2 separate regions of the Homo sapiens genome follow, and region 1 is linked to region 2. A link is an interaction called in ENCODE POLR2A ChIA-PET data of the cell type or tissue named here. Cell type or tissue: Caco-2. All regions are shown on one strand.

Region 1 (5,000 bases), 390 kb after region 2:
TAGGCTGAGGGGATGTCAGACATGAGGGGACCAGGAGGGCACCCTCTAGGCTGAGGGGATGTCAGACAGGAGGGGACCAGGAGGGCGCCATCCAGGCTGAGGGGATGTCAGACATGAGGGGATCAGGAGGGCACCCTCTAGGCTGAGGGGATGTCAGACAGGAGGGGACCAGGAGGGCGCCATCCAGGCTGAGGGGATGTCAGACAGGAGGGGACCAGGAGGGCGCCCTCTAGGCTGAGGGGATGTCAGACAGGAGGGGACCAGGAGGGCGCCATCCAGGCTGAGGGGATGTCAGACAGGAGGGGACCAGGAGGGCGCCCTCCAGGCTGAGGGGATGTCAGACATGAGGGGATCAGGAAGGCACCCTCTAGGCTGAGGGGATGTCAGACAGGAGGGGACCAGGAGGGCGCCCTCTAGGCTGAGGGGATGTCAGACAGGAGGGGACCAGGAGGGCGCCCTCCAGGCTGAGCGGAGACTTTTACTCTGTGATTGACAACAGTTCCTGGGCAATCCTAGATCAGTAGTCAGAAAACCTTAACTGGAAAAGAGAATGCATGGCGTTTTCATTTCTCTGAGGAAGCCGAGAAACTTTAATTAGGTGACGGGGTTCCGAGCACTTAAGCAGATGGGGTGCGGTGAAGGCCCAGGGAGGAGGAGGGCAGGGAGGTGCACGTCCTCTGTGCCCCACACACTTTCAACCACTGCAACAAACAAGCACCCAAGAGAGGCTGTGCGGCAGAGCCCTGCACCCACAGGCCTTTGACAGCACAGTGAGGGGCCTCCGCACGTGGCCTCGGGACGCTCACTCGACGCACACCCGGTGCATCACACTGGCACCTAAAGACAGGCCGTGCAGCTAAAAGGAGCACGTGTGGCCAAGGAGAGCAATCAGCTGTCCCGCGTTTCTAAAGGCAGGGACCGAGGCTGTGGAGGGGCGAGCAGGGCAGGCCGGCGGAGGCTACTTGAGCAGCTTGGCCACGTTCAGGCTGGGCACCACAATGTCCTTGAAGAGGGGCACGTAGCTGGGGCTGGCCTGTGCTGGGCCCTGCTCCAGGGTCTCCATGATGGTCTGCTTCATGTCACGGCTGGCGTCCCCACGCACAGCCAGCAGCGCACCGATGTGGTCATCCCTGGGGATGGGGAGATGTCAGCCCATGCCCACTTAGCAGCCCTGTGATGCACCACGCTGCCAGGGACTCACGGCTTCACCACCCCAGCTGACAGAACACAGGGGGTGAGGACCGCTGCAGACAAATTGCACCTTTCCCTTTTCAGCGGGAGACAAGCCTGCATTTTCATCTTACTCTGTCTTTTCTCAATCCAATTGCAGAAAGATTTTTCAACACTGCTTTTATAAATCTTTGTTCCGGCCCAACCAGAGGGGAGACCGTGGAGAGCTCAAGACCCCGTTTTTCCACGTTTAACCAGCGAGATGATGGGACGGAGGTGACGCGGCTGCAGCCATGGAGGTGGCCCCTTGGGGAAGTGGCAGGTGCCCTGAGACAGGGGCCGCAAAGGCTGGCCTGGGGCCTGGAGCCAGCATGGTGGAGGGGGGACGTGCGTGGGTCCCCTTCCCTGGACCTGGTACTGGGGACTCCCTGTAATCACGTCCTCGGAAGGTGTCTGGTCCAAGCTGCACTTGGGCCCTCCCGAGTCCACCATGAGCACAGAGGAAACTTCCTAAACTCGCCCCACTGAGGCCACTCCACAGCCCAAATCTTCCCCACCACACACAGCAGAGCTGTCACAGCCCCGCCCCCACCCCACTGTCCCCACCCGGGATGTGCCCCTCGAGCTCCACCCACCCACACTGTAGCCCAGGCCAGGTGGAAGGCAGCACAGAAGCAGCTCTGCTCCCTGCGCCTGGGCCCCGCTGTGCCGCACCTGAACCCTTGCCGTGCTGCAGGGCTGAACTTGCGAACCAGGAGCCCCACCCGCCCCAGACAGAAGGAGGGACCTGCCGCTCCACTCCAGGATTCTAAGGCAGGATTCTAAGACGTGCATCCCTTACCTGATGTCTGGATACTTGCTGACCAGAGTGGAGACCTCCAGGTAGAGCAGAGAAGGGTCTGTCAGCTTGATCACTTCGGCCACAGCCACGATGGTGTCGCAGTATCCGTCCACGTCTTCCCCGAAACCCTGGAAGGCAGCAGCAATGTGAGGAGCCGCCCTCGGCTGTCCCGCGGCGCTGGGAGCAGCTGGATTCTGGCTGAGCCCCTTCCTGACTGGGAACCTCCCTCTTCACCTGACTCCTCAGGATCTACTCTGAAAGCTCAGTGACAGGGCCAGGGGTCTGGGGTGAGGGCGAGACCGTGGGAGGCAGCCAGCACCTCGCAGCGCAGGACAGACTGGGAAGCGTCCGTCAGGGAGCTGTGGGCGGCCTCGGGAAGCCGGCGGGGCCGGCGCGTCTACCTCTGTGGACATTCGTGTCCAACCACAAGGTCAGGCAGGACCTGGACCCAGGCTCCCCCCGCCTGACAAACACACGACACACTCCCATCTACTGGCCCGAGTCCCGGGGTGGAGGCTGAACAGGGCCGCGGAGCGACAGGCCTTCTCCAGCCCGGACCTGCGCGACACTCACGGACGCCAGCTTCCGGAACAGGAAGCGCAGCTGCTCTGCCTCCCTAACCATCTTCTCGGCACCCTCCTTGCGCTCCTCCGGGCTCCGGAAGGAAATGCGCTTCTGCATGACCGCCCGCAGGTACTCCACCACCACGCGCCGGTGCGCCTCGGCCGTCATCCTCTGGGGAGACACGCGCGGTCAGCGGCAGGCTCCACGGCTCTGGCGGCCAGGAGCACCCTCATTGAAACCCAGGCTGGGGCTCCCGGTGGCTCCCCGGAGGCTCTGAGCCCACTCCTCCTCGCTCCGCCACGGCTCTGGCATCTCACCGCAGAGGAGGAGCGGGGGCTCAGTGGGGGAACAGTGACGGTGACCTGGACCCCCGCACCAGGCCAGCTCCGGCCCCCAGCAGGACAGACGCGGGCGAGGCAGTGCCGCGCATGAGCACTCGGTCCACAGACAGGCCCGTGTCAGTGGCTGCTGCTGTCCTTTGATAACGACCGCAGCATCTGGAAAACGCGGCAGGCACTTTGGAGGAAAGAGGAACCTGGGTCCTGCAGGAAGGAGGGTCTGAAGCGGAAAGAAATCCCTGGGGCCTCAGGGAGTGAGTGGAAGGCAAGGAGCTAAGACGGGGCACGCGGGCCTCTCCGGGAACCATGGCTCCCTCCACCTCGAGGGCCATGCCACAGGGCCCCGGCCATTCTCACCAGAGCCCCGTCCCAGGGAGGTGGCGTCCGCAGAGCCTATTGCCTCCCTTGGGCTGATAGGACAACAAGTGAACGTTCACTCACGGAGGGACTCGCTGGATGCTGAATTCTGAGCAGGGTGAGAGGTGAGCCCTAGCGTCAAGGTGATGAGGGAACTAGGTCCCACCTTCTTACCTTCTTATACGGCTTTTTAATTTTGGCAAAATCGTTGAAATAGTCTTCCACGGTGACACAGATAATGTCTACAGCGTTTGACCCTAATAGCCACTTCTTCGTCATCAATTCATTCAGATGTTGCTGAAAAGCAGAAACAGATCATAGAAATCATCACCTCAACGTCCCACGAGAGCCGAGTGCATGTGGGAGGGAGGCACTTCCTCACCTCAACGCCCCACGAGAGCTGCGTGCAGTGTGGGAGGGAGGCACTTCCTCACCTCAACGCCCCACGAGAGCTGCGTGCAGCGTGGGAGGGAGGCACTTCCTCACCTCAACGTCCCACGAGCACTGAGTGCGTGTGGGAGGGAGGCACTTCCGTGCATCTTTGCTACGTCACACTGCTTTTCTAATTACAACAGCAATGCGCACTCAGGTAAAAATTTGATTATATAATCTGCAAATGTGTACTTTAAGTATAGGAGATTTATACTACAATTTCTGTGATGAGCTTCCCAAAATGACATGTTAAAGATGGAAATATCTGTGCATGTATACATTTTACCTTTAGTGGCTACATATATTTATCGTATTTATTTGCCCAATTCTCTATTGATGGACATTTAAATTTTTTTCACATTTTGCAATAATGCAACAGTGAATCTGTATAATTCTGATGAAATTCCTTAAAGTTGAATTTTTCAGTCAAAAAGTATACACATTAAAACCAATAAAAGTATACAAATTAAAACTCCAATAAAAGTATACAAATTAAAACTCCAATAGAAGTGTACAAATTAAAACTCCAGTAAAAGTTACAGATTAAAACTACAATGGCTGTATTTCCAAGCTGCCCTCAAAAACCCAACCCAGTTCAGGCCCACACAGAATACAAACAGCCCCTTTTTCCCACACCCTCAACAAGCCTGAACAGCATCCACGTCTCCGGCTCCTGCCATCCTGCTGAGCAGCAGGTCCTGTTGAGCATTCATTGCTTCGAGGATAAGATCGGGCGTCTAGTTTCACGATGAGGACACTGGTGTTGCTTTTAATGTGAGGTGGCCGTTCATGTCTTTTGCCCATTTTTCTATATATTCTTTTTAAATTTTGAAATAATTTCAAATGTAAATATTTTCTTCTTGCTAAGTCATATTTGCGAAAGTTACAAGTGTCTGCCTCTTTGGGGACACTTCCACACACATTTCTGTTCTCTTGCACAACCAGACACTGATGAATCAGCAACCAATCCCACCCCTCATCCCAGGAACCCCTTTCCAGCAGGACCACCAGATGGCCATGGTCTTATTATTTTGTTGTTGTTGTTGTTTTGAAATGGAGTTTGCTCTTGTTGCCCAGGCTGGAGTGCAATGGCGCGATCTCTGCTCACTGCAACCTCCACCTCCCGGGTTCAAGCAATTCTCCTGCCTCAGCCTCCCAAGCAGCTGGGATTACAGGTATGCGCCACCACACCCAGGTAATTTTGTATTTTGAGTAGAGATGGGGTTTCTCCATGTTGGTCAGGCTGGTCTCGAACTCCCAACCTCAGGTGATCCGCCTACCTTGGCCTCCCAAAGTGC
Region 2 (5,000 bases):
GGTCTGTGACCCCAGCTTGCTGTCCTCTGTGGGGTCTGTCCCCGCTGCTCACTGTCCTCTGTGGGGTCTGTGCCCCCTGGCTCGCTGTCCTCTATGGGGTCTGTGCCCCCTGGCTCGCTGTCCTCTGTGGGGTCTGTCTCCCCGGCTCTCTGTCCTCTGTGGGGTCTGTGCCCCCTGACTCGCTGTCCTCTGTGGGGTCTGTGCCCCCTGGCTCGCTGTCCTCTGTGGGATCTGTCTCCCTGGCTCGCTGTCCTCCATGGTGTCTCTCCCCCCGGCTCGCTGTCCTCTGTGGGGTCTGTCCCCGCTGCTCACTGTTCTCCATGGGGTCTGTCTCCCCGGCTCTCTGTTCTCTGTAGGGTCTGTGTCCCCCGGCTCGCTGTCCTCCATGGGGTCTGTCCCCGCGGCTCGCTGTCCTCCGTGGGGTCTGTCCCCGCGGCTCGCTGTCCTCTGTGGGGTCTGTCCCCCTGGCTTGCTGTCCTCTGTGGGTTCTGTCCCCCTGGCTCACTGTCCTCTGTGGGGTCTGTCCCCCTGGCTCGCTGTCCTCCGTGGGGTCTGTGCCCCCCGGCTCACTGTCCTTGGTGGGGTCTATCCCCACTGCTCACTGTCCTCTGGGCAGTCTGACCCCCTGGCTTGCTATCCTCCATGGGGTCTGTCCCCCCGGCTCGCTGTCCTCTGTGTGGTCTGTGCCCCCCGGCTCGCTGTCCTCTGTGGGGTCTGTCCCCGCTCCTCACTGTCCTCCGTGGGGTCTGTGCCCTCCGGCTCGCTGTCCTCGGTGGGGTCTGTCCCGGCTGCTCACTGTCCTCTGTGCGGTCTGTCCCCCCGGCTTGCTGTCCTCCATGGGATCTGTGCCCCCAGCTCACTGTCCTCTGTGGGGTCTGTGACCCTGGCTCGCTGTCCTCTGTGGGGTCTGTGCCACTCGCTCGCTGTCCTCTGTGGGATCTGTGACCCCTGGCTCACTGTTCTCTGTGGGATCTGTCTCCCCGGCTCGCTGTCCTCCATGGTGTCTCTCCCCCCGGCTCGCTGTCCTCTGTGGGGTCTGTCCCAGCTGCTCACTGTCCTCCGTGGGGTCTGTCTCCCCGGCTCTCTGTCCTCTGTAGGGTCTGTGCCCCCCGGCTCACTGTCCTCCGTGGGGTCTGTCTCCCTGGCTCTCTGTCCTACATGGGTTCTGTCCCCACGGCTCGCTGTCCTCTGTGGGTTCTGTCCCCCTGGCTTGCTGTCCTCCGTGGGGTCTGTGGCCCCTGGCTCACTGTCCTTGGTGGGGTCTATCCACACTGCTCAATGTCCTCTGGGCAGTCTGACCCCCTGGCTTGCTATCCTCCATGGGGTCTGTCCCCCCGGCTCGCTGTCCTCTGTGTGGTCTGTGCCCCCCGGCTCGCTGTCCTCTGTGGGGTCTGTCCCCGCTCCTCACTGTCCTCCGTGGGGTCTGTGCCCCCCGGCTCGCTGTCCTCGGTGGGGTCTGTCCCGGCTGCTCACTGTCCTCTGTGCGGTCTGTCCCCCTGGCTTGCTGTCCTCCATGGGATCTGTGCCCCCAGCTCACTGTCCTCTGTGGGGTCTGTCCCCCTGGCTTGCTGTCCTCTGTGGGGTCTGTCCCCCTGGCTTGCTGTCCTCTGTGGGGTCTGTCCCCCTGGCTTGCTGTCCTCTGTGGGGTCTGTCCCCGCTGCTCACTGTCCTCTGTGGGGTCTGTGCCCCCAGCTGGCTGTCCTCGGTGGGGTCTGTCCCCGCTGCTCACTGTCCTCTGTGCGGTCTGTCCCCCCGGCTTGCTGTCCTCCATGGGATCTGTCTCCCCAGCTCACTGTCCTCTGTGGGGTCTGTCTCCCTGGCTCACTGTCCTACATGGGGTCTGTCCCCGTGGCTCGCTGTCCTCTGTGGGGTCTGTCCCCCTGGCTTGCTGTCCTCTGTGGGGTCTGTCCCCGTGGCTTGCTGTCCACTGTGGGGTCTGTCCCCCGGGCTTGCTGTCCTCTGTGGGGTCTGTCCCCGCTGCTCACTGTCCTCTGTGGGATCTGTCTCCCCAGCTCGCTGTCCTCTGTGGGGTCTGTGCTCCTCGCTCGCTGTCCTCTGTGGGGTCTGTGCCCCCTGGCTCACTGTCCTCTGTGGGGTCTGTCCCCGCTGCTCACTGTCCTCTGTGGGGTCTGTCCCCCTGGCTCGCTGTCCTCCGTGGGGTCTGTACCCCCGACTCGCTGTCCTCTGCGGGGTCTGTGCCCGACTCGCTGTCCTCGGTGGGGTCTATCCCTGCTGCTCACTGTCCTCTGTGGGGTCTGTGCCCGCTGCTCACTGTCCTCCGTGGGGTCCGTGCCCCCCGGCTCGCTGTCCTCTGTGGAGTCTCTGCCCCCTGGCTCGCTGTCCTCTGTGGGGTCTGTCTCCCTGGCTCGCTGTCCTCCGTGGGGTCTGTCCCCGCTGCTAATTGTCCTCCGTGGGGCCTGTGTCCCCTGGCTCGCTGTCCTCCATGGGGTCTGTCCACCTGGCTCGCTGTCCTCCGTGGGGTCTGTGCCCGCTGCTCGCTGTCCTCCATGGGGTCTGTCCCCCTGGCTCGCTGTCCTCCGTGGGGTCTTTCCCTGCTGCTTGCTGTCCTGCGTGGGGTCTGTCCCCTCGGCTCGCTGTCCTCCGCGGGGTCTGTCCCCGCTGCTCACTGTCCTCCGTGGGGTCTGTCCCCGCTGCTCGCTGTCCTCCGTGTGGTCTGTACCCCCGGCTCGCTGTCCTCCGTGGGGTCTGTCCCCGCTGCTTGCTGTCCTCCGTGGGGTCTCTTCCCCCGGCTCGCTGTCCTCCATGGGGTCTGTCCCCCGGTTTGCTGTCCTCTGTGGGGTCTGTCCCCGCTGCTCGCTGTCCTCCGTGTGGTCTGTCCCCCCGGCTCGCTGTCCTCCGTGGGGTCTGTCCCCCTTGCTCACTGTCCTCTGTGGAGTCTGTACCTCCAGCTTACTGTCCTCCGTGGCGTCTGTCCCCGCTGCTCATTGTCCTCCGTGGGGTCTGTCCCCCTGGCTCACTGTCCTCTGTGGAGTCTGTCCCCGCTGCTCGTTGTCCTCTGTGGGGTCTGTCTCCCTGGCTTGCTCACATTTTCTCTAATTTGGATGTATTACTTTTTCCAATCATCCTTTCCAGCTCTTGGTGCACAGTTTCGACCTGAAGTCTTCAGTCTTCTCAAAGTTCTTCAGTGTTTTCTTTTTTCTCTCACAGACTCTCCACCTTTCTGTTCTGAAATCCTGACAGATGAACGTGTTGTCTCCAGGCTCAAGGCTCAAGGCCGCTGAGCGATTCCCCTCTTCTCCTCTCTAAGATCTGTGGTCCTTCCTGGATTTGATATTCCAGGTTTTACCAATGTGACTTGGCGACATCATTTCTGTTTGTTGGCACTTTCATTTGGGTTTTGTTTTTAACTGGGAATTGTGTTTTTAATGTACAGGGTTGTCTTTCTGTGTTTCTATTTCCTTCCTTGGTAACTTTGACTTTTCTTTCTTTCTTTTTTTTTTTTTTGAGATGGAGTCTCCCTCTGTTGCCCAGGCTGGAATGCAGTGGTGCAATCTTGGCTCACTGCAGCCTCGACCTCCCAGGTTCAAACGATTCTCATGCCTCAGCCTCCCGAGTAGCTGGGATTAGAGGCATGTGCCACCATGCCCTGCTAATCTTTGTATTTTTAGTAGAGACAGGGTTTCGCCGTGTTGCCCAGGCTGGTCTGGAACTCCTGACCTCAGGTGATAGGCACGCCTCGGCTTCCCACAGTGCTGGGATTACAGGCGTGAGCCCCCGCGCCCGGCCAAAGAACCATGGTCCTGTTTCATAACTGTGAGTCTCTCGGGTCTCCCAGAGACATTCTTGTGTGACTCAAGCCCCAGGGTCCTGTGGCCCCGCATCCGCCTGGTGTCACATTTAGAGGACCAGGGAGGAGCCACCAAAGGCAGCGCAGAGCCACTGTATCATGGACGTTCACGACTGCAAGAACGAAGAATTGTTAACTATTTCTCAATGTCTCTCTTCTCAAAGAAATACATTTAATATCAACTTCATTTTCTGAAGGTTTTTTCCCAAAGAGACAACAAGGACTTTGAGCGAGGCATAACGTGGCGAAGCTTCCTAACCCTCCTCTGTAGAGACCGCCCAGCCCCTCAAGATCAACCCCCCACCCCGTAGCGGCCGTTGAGTGTCTTTCACTGCCGCTCTGTGACACCACGTCCCTCCCACCCCTGCCGCCCTCCCCACCTGACTGGCCAGGAGCAGCCGCAGCGTGTTCAGAACCTCCCAGCCACTGTCCACCCGGGCGGAGACCCCAGCCCCGCGTGGCTGGACGGGCTTCCCTGTCCTGTGGAAGGGGAGACACACAGGACCCTGTGAAGTGAGCTCTCGGGTCCTGCTCCTCTGGGAAGCTCAGAGAAGCCTCTCAGGGAGGATCTGGCAGGTTTCAGTGTTGCACCAGTGAGTAACGGCTCACGAGCTCTTCAGGCATTGCCTCAGTTTCTCACAGGCGCAGCCCTCTGCTCAGTGTGGCCTCTTTCTGACGTGGGTTTTCTTCTTGCACCTGGGGAGTCCTGGGTGGGCCTGTGTATTCGTGAACGGGTTGTGGGACCTGTCGCTGTGTGGGGGCTGTCGAGCACTCCCCAGAACGTAACAAATCCTCAGGGGAACTGATGGGCGGTCGCGCGGGCACTGGGTCCTCCACACCCTGGAGAGCCGTTTTCCGTTGCCACTCGGCTCTGGCCGGGGTCACATTCTGCAGCATGTCTGTTCATTCCCCTGGGCGGGGCCCTGCACCGACTCCAGCCCAGCCCCTGCTCCCTCTGCGGGGAACGTGGCCCCAGGCAGTGCTGGGCCATTGGCTGTCAGTGCTGGTCCTGGCGGCTGCATTCCCAGTCCCCTTGGTCTCTGTGACAGTGGGCGGGGCCGGCCCTCCCAGGATCTGACGGCGCAGGTCCTCCCCTTCTGTGTCCTGCAGATGGACACCCGCTCCGGGAGCCAGTGTTCCGTCACCCCAGAAGCCATACTCAATAATGAAAAGCTGGTCTTGCCGCCCCGCA

Evidence for each region. ChIA-PET counts read pairs that join two places held together with the same protein. Peaks named below come from ENCODE experiments on the same cell type or tissue, not always from the same donor. Only the 100,000 strongest peaks of a DNase experiment are listed, where the experiment ranks them.
Region 1: POLR2A ChIA-PET joins it to region 2 with 8 read pairs; 2 of 35 experiments call an interaction of 5 or more read pairs at or near these places.

The regions. Positions count from the first base shown.
Region 1 is chr5:462,857-467,856 of GRCh38, reverse strand. It overlaps EXOC3 (exocyst complex component 3), which reads right to left. Exons shown (of 13, transcript NM_007277.5): 10 at 3,445-3,567; 11 at 2,585-2,746; 12 at 2,012-2,139; 13 at 567-1,130. The coding sequence ends at 959. Among named protein-coding and RNA genes, the nearest start is that of SLC9A3-OT1, 7.6 kb to the left of the region's middle. In Caco-2, no CTCF peak of the experiment used is centred here; no DNase peak of the experiment used is centred here.
Region 2 is chr5:850,521-855,520 of GRCh38, reverse strand. ZDHHC11 (zDHHC palmitoyltransferase 11) reads left to right here and starts at 4,535. Exons shown (of 13, transcript NM_024786.3): 1 at 4,535-5,000. The coding sequence starts at 4,919. RefSeq lists an enhancer at 4,542-5,000. In Caco-2, no CTCF peak of the experiment used is centred here; a DNase peak (open chromatin) is centred at 4,840; H3K4me3 peaks cover 540 bases; H3K27me3 peaks cover 280 bases.